Linked DNA regions of Homo sapiens: region 2 is linked to region 1. Evidence: read pairs that join two places in POLR2A ChIA-PET (ENCODE). Cell type or tissue: PC-9. All regions are shown on one strand. Links, peaks and the distances in the headings refer to the core of each region. The heading gives the core; the rest is flanking DNA. Region 1 overlaps CD164 (CD164 molecule). Region 2 has its middle 100 kb from the start of CEP57L1.

The links. Peaks named below come from ENCODE experiments on the same cell type or tissue, not always from the same donor. Only the 100,000 strongest peaks of a DNase experiment are listed, where the experiment ranks them.
Region 2: POLR2A ChIA-PET joins it to region 1 with 6 read pairs; 25 of 35 experiments call an interaction of 5 or more read pairs at or near these places.

The regions. Positions count from the first base shown.
Region 1 is chr6:109,370,682-109,375,081 of GRCh38, reverse strand. All of the region lies in intron 4 of CD164 (CD164 molecule), which reads left to right. Among named protein-coding and RNA genes, the nearest start is that of CD164, 9.6 kb to the left of the region's middle. In PC-9, for the core only: no CTCF peak of the experiment used is centred there; no DNase peak of the experiment used is centred there; H3K27ac peaks cover 718 bases.
Region 2 is chr6:109,194,649-109,199,048 of GRCh38, reverse strand. It overlaps the pseudogene CCDC162P. Among named protein-coding and RNA genes, the nearest start is that of CEP57L1, 100 kb to the right of the region's middle. In PC-9, for the core only: no CTCF peak of the experiment used is centred there; no DNase peak of the experiment used is centred there.

The DNA.
Region 1 (4,400 bases), core at 401-4,400:
TGGATAAGAACTCCTTAAAATTTACTAACTTGAGAGGAAGAGTAAATATTAAATACTTAACATTTTACCAATATTAAATGCGTCTATTCCAAGACAAGTACTAGGGTAAATGGTAGGGTTAAGCCAGCATTTTGTCTACTGTAGGAACAATGAAAGATCTCAGTGAGCACAGCGTATTGGGAAATTTGTAAGAAGGAATGTGTATTGGGTGGGATGCAGATGTGGTGATAGCTTGGTAGTGAAACTGCACTGGAAAACTTGGAGAGAGCCTCTGAAGTGGAGCAGCGGGTCAGCACATGCGGAGGAGATGTGAAGTAGTACGGTGAGTTCAAAGAGTGTCCCATCCTGTACAAGGTGAGAAGGAGTTAAGCTGGTCCATCACCAGTTGCTCACCAGGTGAGCAGAATTGGGAAACACCTTTGTATGCCTTGCTGGTAGACTTAGATGTTATCCTGAAAGATTTTAAAGTTTATAGGTCATATGATCAGACTTGCATTTTAATAAAACAACTTATTCTGGCATTGTGGAGAGTAGATTGGAACGATGCCAGAAGGAACTCAGGAGATTAGATAGCCTGTTACAATAATTCTAGAGAACAGATAGAGGTGGGCTGCAGATGTTTGCAAATAAGTTTAGGAAGTAGAAGGGGTAGGACTTCATGACTGAGAGGAGGAGAGGTAGAGTGATAGGGAGAAGGGGAGGAATTTTCACCAAAGTAAGCAAGAAAGAGGAAGAGCAGTCTATTGATGGTTGGGCCTGTCATTTGGGATTTTAGTTTAAGATACCTAGAATCCATTTAAGTGGGATCTGTTCAGTATTCAGGAAACTGCAAGTCAGGCAAGAGCTCTTGGCTAAAAATATAAATAGGCATAGGCAGTAGTAGAGGCACTGGAGGAGCATATAGAAAGAAGGGATGGGGCTTGAAGACCAGACTCTAGGAAACAGTAATGTCTAAGGGCTAGGAAGAAGACGGGAGGAAATAGGGATGGGGGTAGGGTAGTAAAAAAGCCCAGAGAAGTATGTGCAAGAAACTAACAGTATGTGGTTGTGGGCGTAGTTTTTCAAAGGAAGAAGTAGTCAAATGCTGTAACAAGGACAACTCATCTTGAAACACTTACGCAGTGGTGTGTGGAGCTGGCTTGGACCAGCTTTTGCTAGCCAGTTATTGTGTAGTAGCTCTTCCCAGCCCATGTTCAGTGATACCATGTTGGTAACTTGAAACTGGTTACCATGGAAATAGTCATGCCATGGAAGTCTGCAAATGATACAAAACTTATTTTGAGCTGATGATTATATGGTGATGTGGTCGTAAATATTTAACACTCATTAGAAGACATTGACTAAGTAGGATGTTGAAGGTTGCTGAAACCAGAGGTGTTTGGAGAAAAGTAATTTTCAGAAGGTTGGTTATGAAAAGAAAATGGGGTGCAGGGAGTGGGGGAACAATTTATTCAGAACTGTTGTTCATTTCTTGAGAACTGGGTTCACTCTTGATGTAGTTCTCTGCAGCTTTCTCCACCCTGGGTCCTCCTGTGAATTGCCATGAGTCTTTTGTGCTATAGCTCTCTTTGGTGCTGTAAAGGGGGAAAGCAGCAAGGGCTTATCTGCAGAAAATGCATCAGTTGACTGACACTAGTTGAAGAACAAACCTTTAGGCGGTTTCTTTTCCGGGCATGTGTACCGTCTGCCGAAGAGAGCAAGTGAGAAGTGAAGGGGTAGTTAAACAATGCAAAGAGAATCTAATTTATATAGAAGGGTGTATAATGAGGTTAATTATAATGGCCCTCCTTCAGTACAAATAATAGAATAGCCAAAATATGTCAGATACAGTGGAAAATGTTCATATGAAGTGGAAGATGAACTGTATTAAGCAATTGTAATACAATTTTAGCTCTTGTTATATACATGCCTAGAAAAATGGCAAGAAGTAACCTGTTACTCTGATGGGACTAATTCAGTATTTTTTTTGGCATTTTCTAGATTTTCTTACCACTAATAGCAACTTTTATAACTTATGATTATTATTATTTTTTTTTAACCTTTCCTAATGAATCTTTTTTTTTCAGTAAAAGAAACAGTAGGTCAACAGAGGTATATTCCCTAAGTGGTGCTTTTATTTTGAAAATATTGTCAATGCAATACTTTTTTCAAAATCGAAAATAAAATATTTTGCCTACTTATTAAAAAGAAATAGTTTTTACCTTGTTCTGAGGCTGGGTAATGAGAACCAAATTGCAAATTTGCAGAATTTTTTTCCTAACATTGTCAAACAATTGGTAATAGTGTTTTGAGATTGAACAGAATTTGATGTGTTTAATTTGTAAAGTGTATTTTTTTGTGGTTACACAGAAGCAGTAAAAACCTTGACAGAAATAATGAGCTTTAACATAACCACAGCCTCTAATCTAAGAATTCTGTGTAAGGACCAGTCTTACCAGAGATAAGGTCAAATATTTTCCTGTAAGATTTTCTCAGCATGGAGAGTTGAGAGAACTGTTTAATCAAGAGCAGGATGGATGGAAGTATGTACAACAATGCTTGAAGTAAGAGGGAAAAAAGAAAGCAAATGGGTCTGAACATATCCATCAGTATTATTTGTATATCACCTATTAGCTTCTAAGTAGTATCAATATTAATAAAAGAAGTCTTAAGCTCTCTGTGACTCATGGTCATGTGAAAATTAGAATACCTTAGTTTCCTAGGATTCAGTCAACCTTGGGATTATGGGTAGTCAGCCTGTTACGAGAGTCCTGGTCTTTAAAGATCTACTTTTAGCAACAATTCAGGTATTTAGCAATATCTGAAAACTGTCAAGCCCTGCTCTTTTAGTGTATATTTACTGTTAAAGCACAGAACTTCCTCTTTTATATTAGTAGAATTTGGGAGGATGCTGATTCCTATTGAGGTTTTTGTTCGATTGTTTGAAAGTCTAATGCAGTGAAAAGATTACTCATTTCTGTGCTTCATCAACAGTTATTTGGCACCCTTTCCCTGTCTTTCGTGGGTTAAGCATATCACTTTGAAGTCTGTTCAGTTATGTACTTTAAACAGAAGTAACATTTGTTTTCCAAATTCTCTTTAGCCTTCAAACCCTTTTTTCTGAAATAGTACAAAAATGAATGTTTGCATAGCACCTTACATTTTTATAAAAATATAAATCTCATATGATTAATCTTCCTCATCTTTCCCCAGATCATCCCTAGCGGCCCACCAGCATAAGCATATCCTCATATTGAAGCCCTTGCACTCTGAAGCCTGACTTACCTAATGATTTCCTGAGACAAAATAAGCTCTCTTAGCTAGTGACTCCTATAGTGCACTTTCCAAAAATTTGAACCCTACCCTTAGGACAACCTCTTAATGAAACCTTTCTCAAATGCTCCAGCAAACTTTGAATTTATTTGGTAGCCATTTGGATGTTAGAAAAAATGTTAATTTGTAGAAACTATATTCACATCCTTCCTTTCTGAAAGCCTTGGTCAGACTTCTATTAGTATTCATACTACCAATAGAAACTTAATAGGTGATATACTGGCTGGACGAGGTGAGTCATGCTTATAATCCCAGCACTTTGGGAGGCCAAGGCGGCAGATCACTTGAGGTCAGGAGTTCAAGATGAGCCTGGTCAACATGGTGAAACCCTGTCTCTCCTAAAAATAAAAAATTAGCTGGGTGTGGTGGCACATGCCTGTAATCCCAGCTACACAGGAGGCTGAGGGAGGAGAATCGTTTGAACCTGGGAGGCGGAGGTTGCAGTGAGCTGAGAATGCACCATTGCACTCCAGTCTGGGTGACAGAGCGAGACTCCATCTCAAAAAAAAAAAAAGAGTGCTTTAGTCCCTAAAATGATTTTACATTCAAACTAATCCTTCTCAGAGTGTACATTTCTTTAGCAGTATCATCAGCTATTAGGTTGGTGCAAAAGTAATTGCAGTTCTTGCCTTTAGTAATGGCAACTCAAATAGTATTTTGGCCTCATGCAGTGTGGTGGACTAGAGCTTACTTAACCTTGGGCTCTTAGAATCTTACGTTGGGGAACTGTGGGCCCAGGGCCCCTGTTCTTATAAAGCTTTATTGGAACATACCATGCCCATTCGTCTGCATGTTGACTTTGGCTGCTTTTGCATCACACAGTGCCCAAAGAGTAAAATATTTGCTTTCAACCCATTTAAGAAAAGTTTGCCAACTCCTGAAGTGAAGAAGATAGGCAAATCTCAATACCCTTGTAAGAGAGAACTTACGACTTTAATAGTTTTTGTCTTAGGAGAAAGATTATGAAGAACCTATAGTTTCCTCACCTAAATGTTCTTGCCCTTGGCAGTGAGCAAGATAAGAGTTTTCGCAAATTTTATCCAGATGTATACATAGATTTTATACAAGATAGATACATAGATATTAAC
Region 2 (4,400 bases), core at 320-4,319, 180 kb after region 1:
TTCCCGGGACACTCTGTGCATCCAAGCAAGAATGTCACTCAGAGTAGAAATCTTATCAGGTTTCTTAGTCATCTGTAACACAAGGCAAGGGCAGGAAAACTGCATTAATTTTATTCAGATGAAGAAATTATTTTAGATTTGTGTAATATGAAAACTGGAAGGAGCCTTAGAGATCACTGATTCTCAAAGGTTTGTTATGGAGATGACCAAATTGAGGCCAAAGGAGATAAAATGCAGGCCCACAGTGAGGCCAGGACAGGAACAAGCCTAGAGCCCAGTACTGCTGACTTCAAGTCCATTTTTTTCTCTCACTCTTAACTTGCTAATTATAAAGACGGAGATTAAAACATGTCTTAAAAATTGTTTGTTATTTTTTCCAGTCTGAAAATATTAAACTAAGACTTATTTATTAAGGAGATAAAAATTTTGGTATATAGAACAATTTTTAGCAAGAACATGGGACAACCAGCATAAGTCTAAAATTACAATCTTCTTTGCTCCACATTACCCGAGGGGAAAGAAGACTAATTTCTTACCAGAAATGCTGGTATCCACAGGGTCAGGAGATGCAGAACCCTGAATGTCAGGGTCAATGTCATTGACACAGACATTTTCATTTTTCTGACCAGCTTCAGCGACTCGGTTGAAAGCTACACTCAGCACTTTGGAGATGGGCAAATACTGGAGGGCCTATAGAAGGGCAAGACCAAGAGGCCAAACATCAATACAGTTCTCACAGAAGCTTCCAGACTCAGGTTCAGGAGCAGCCCTTTGCTTTGGGAGAGAAGAAAAGAAGTAGAAGTGGAGCCTCAGTAACCTGCCCAATGATAAGGGGCTACATTTGGAGCTCGGAGACCTAGTACTGTTACTGACTCTGAGTGGCCTTAACCTCCAAACAGGTCTACTTTGATCAAGGACCCAAAATGGACAAGGCACTGTGTGGGGTGCTAGGGAGACAAAGAGGAATAAGACAGGATACAACCTCAAAGAGCTCACGGTTTACTAAAGACCCAGACTTATAAGCAGATCGTTATAACACCATGTGACTGGTGAGAAATGTATCAGAGGAAGTGCCCATAGTGGCTGGCTGGGTGCGGGGAAAGGACGAAGCCAGTTTCCGATTTGGGCAATTCCATGTATGATGGTGTCTCTGAGCTAAGGCAGAGAGAAGTAGGAAAAGATATGGGTAGAAAAACAATAATCTTTCCAAAATGGAAATGTGATCATGTTACTCCTTTCTGATGCCTCTAGCCTGACTTAGAGCCTCTCTGTGACTCTCTTTACCCTATGCTTACACTTATCCTGTTCTTTTTTACCCCGTTGTATTTCAGTTGAATATTTACTTACCCATATCCCTACCAGCCGAGAACCCAGTTACTTTTCAGCAAAGGCCGTATCTTTGCTGCATGCCTAGGACAAGTACCTGGCACATATTAGACCCTCATTAAACATCACCTAATATTTAAAAAGTGGATCTAAATCAGAGAGCATAGATCCTGAACAAGATGATGAAGACAAGAACTTACAGAGTGAATATGAAATAGTACAACAGAGTCATCTTTGAGAAAGCTAAATTATTTCAGTAGAATAAAGTTTCAAAAGAGAAAGATGTCTAAGGTTTCAAAGAAGAAATCCAGTGACCCATTATGTTTCTGTCATTTGTAGGGCAGGTGGAGTCCTGAAACAGTGACAATCTAAAACTAAGTGACAGATGTGAGAAAACAATGTACTGATCATCCCTAGAAGGGTGCCACATCATCACATCACTGTGTTTCACATACCTGCAGGTACTGGTGAACAGTCCCAAGAGAGTGCAGGTGGCACACTAACCACTTTGTGTAAATAGTCAGATCTTCCTGTGTCACCAAGTTAGGAGGATTGTTTTTTCCCATGAGGAAGTTTTCTCGAGCAACAGACAATCTTTCAGCTCTCTGAAGGGTGTCATTGTACTCCTGCATAATGTAGCCAACTTGTTTCTGTTTAAGAGAGATACAAAGATAGAACTTGGTTATTTGCAAGCCTTATGCTCTGTATCATTTGCTTCCAAGCATAGGGTAATGTTGTTTTGGGTCTAAATAAAGGAGTTCTTTGAATCCCAAAGTTCTTCCATATTCTGAATTTGACTTATAAGGACAGTGGTCATATTCTTAGGACTTTGAAGGAGACAGACTCCAAGCAAAGAGTCAGTGCATAGGGATACTTATAACTGGAGTCGCTTCTGAACTTTTTACGTAAAGCTGAGGAAGCTAAGTCTGTGAAGAAAAATGCATTTCCTCTCATACAAAACTTCCTTCAAATTTTATTCTTAAGAATAGATTACCTTTACCATTACCTTCTGCCATAGGTAGAACAGGCAAGAAGGCACATCCATTAGTTTCTTTTCTATCTTTAGCTGTGACTTTTAAAAATATAAAAAAATAGCCCAGAGGTTCTGTTCATAGACTTCCTACCTTGTAAAGAGGATAAAGTTGCTCCATGATCTTACTGTGTTGGCAAAACCTCTTCCACCTAAGCATGTGTAAATATTTACTCTGGGCCAGCTGGGCAATTCTCTCTGTGTAATACTTTAACAACAAGAAAAATAAGCACTTAGAGAAGGAAGATTGAATAAAGTCTTAAGAACACTAACGAGGAAAATCAGTCTCTGGTTGTTTTGGAAAGATGCATTTTTCTTTCTTTCTTTCTTTTTTTTTTTTTTTTTTGAGACGGAGTCTTGCTCTCTTGCCCAGGCTGGAGTGCAGTGGCACGATCTCAGCTCACGGCAAGCTCTGCCTCCCGGATTCATGCCATTCTCCTGCCTCAGCCTCCTGAGTAGCTGGGACTACAGGCGCCTGCCACCACGCCCAGCTAATTTTTTGTATTTTTAGTAGAGACGGGGTTTCACCGTGTTAGCCAGGATGGTCTCGATCTCCTGACCTCGTGATCCGCCTGCCTCGGCCTCCCAAAGTGCTGGGATTACAGGCGTAAGCCACTGTGCCCAGCCGGAAAGATGTATTTTTCTATATGAAGACCATAACATTAAGAAGTCTGGCTCGGCCGGGCGTGGTAGCTCACGCCTGTAACCCCAGCACTTTGGGAAGCCAAGGCGGGTGGATCACCTGAGGTCAGGAGTTCGAGACCAGCCTGGCCAACATAGTGAAACCCCATCTCTACTAAAAATACAAAAAATTAGCTGGGCATGGTGGCGGGTGCCTATAATCTCAGCTACTCGAGAGGCTGATGCTGGAGAATTGCTTGAACCTGGGAGGCAGAGGTTGCAGTGAGCAGAGGTTGCAGTGAGCCGAGATCGCACCATTGCACTCCAGCCTGGGCAACAAGAGTGAAACTCTATCTCAAAAAGACAAAAAAAGAGAAGTCTGGCTCAAGATAGTATTCAAATTGAAATAAAGTGAGTAGACATTTCTAAGTCTTTATGATCTGTTACCAAGTCAATAGATTTAAGCTAATTTCTCAGTTACCAAACAATTTTAGCAGTGACATAAAAGTCTGTCAAGTAATCTAAAGCTGAGCCTAAAATTTTTTATTAAAAACTGAACTTATGAGTCAAAAATACAGAGTACATTACAGGTAAGATTATAGCTTTTAACCTCAGATCAGAAATTTTATTTATACTTAAAAACAGTTAATTCTTTTAAAGATTTTCTTTCTGATAATAAAAATAATACTGGCTGTGATGGAATAACCAGAACCAGACTTACCCTTCTATCATAAACAACTAGAAAATTGGACACAATATACAAGGTAACTGTTTTCTGACACTGGACAATGGGCAATGCAGGACTCTGGTCCCTGAGAGAAGGAAACAAATCATGTAGGCCCTGCAATCACCTTAGTTTCATACCAGAAGGCAGTTTCTGAGCCATGGAGCAAGAAAGGGAATCCTAAGCAGAGTAGATGATCTCTCTGAGTTAAAGAAAGAGAAACTGAAATTTGGAAAATTGAGTCAGCTGATGTTTGCAGGAGAGAAGGAAGCCATGCAAAGAAGGGATTCTAGAAATCTGCATCAAGATCCCTTTCAGTCTGTTGCTGAATACTAAGCCATGCATGTAAAAGGTGAAACTCCAGGAGGCTGTCCAAAGAATAACTGACTAGGGAATTGTAAACTGAACAGTTCCGAGTTCATATGAGGCTGAGAGTTGTTCAAGTCCAACCAGCTAGAGTGAGGGCTTTTCACTAAATATCTGGGACATTTAGTAGAGACATCAAAAGCTTTAGTAAAAGGATAAACTATGCCTAGAGTAATGATTATTCTAAACCTGCTCTAACAATCCTTCAGCCTTGAAAGGATTAAGCTGATCTGTAAGTAACTTAACTGCCTACCAGAATAAAGTCCAATAAGCTCTAAATAATACAAAAAATCTGGTACTTAATAATGAAAAATTGACAATTTTCAGCATTCA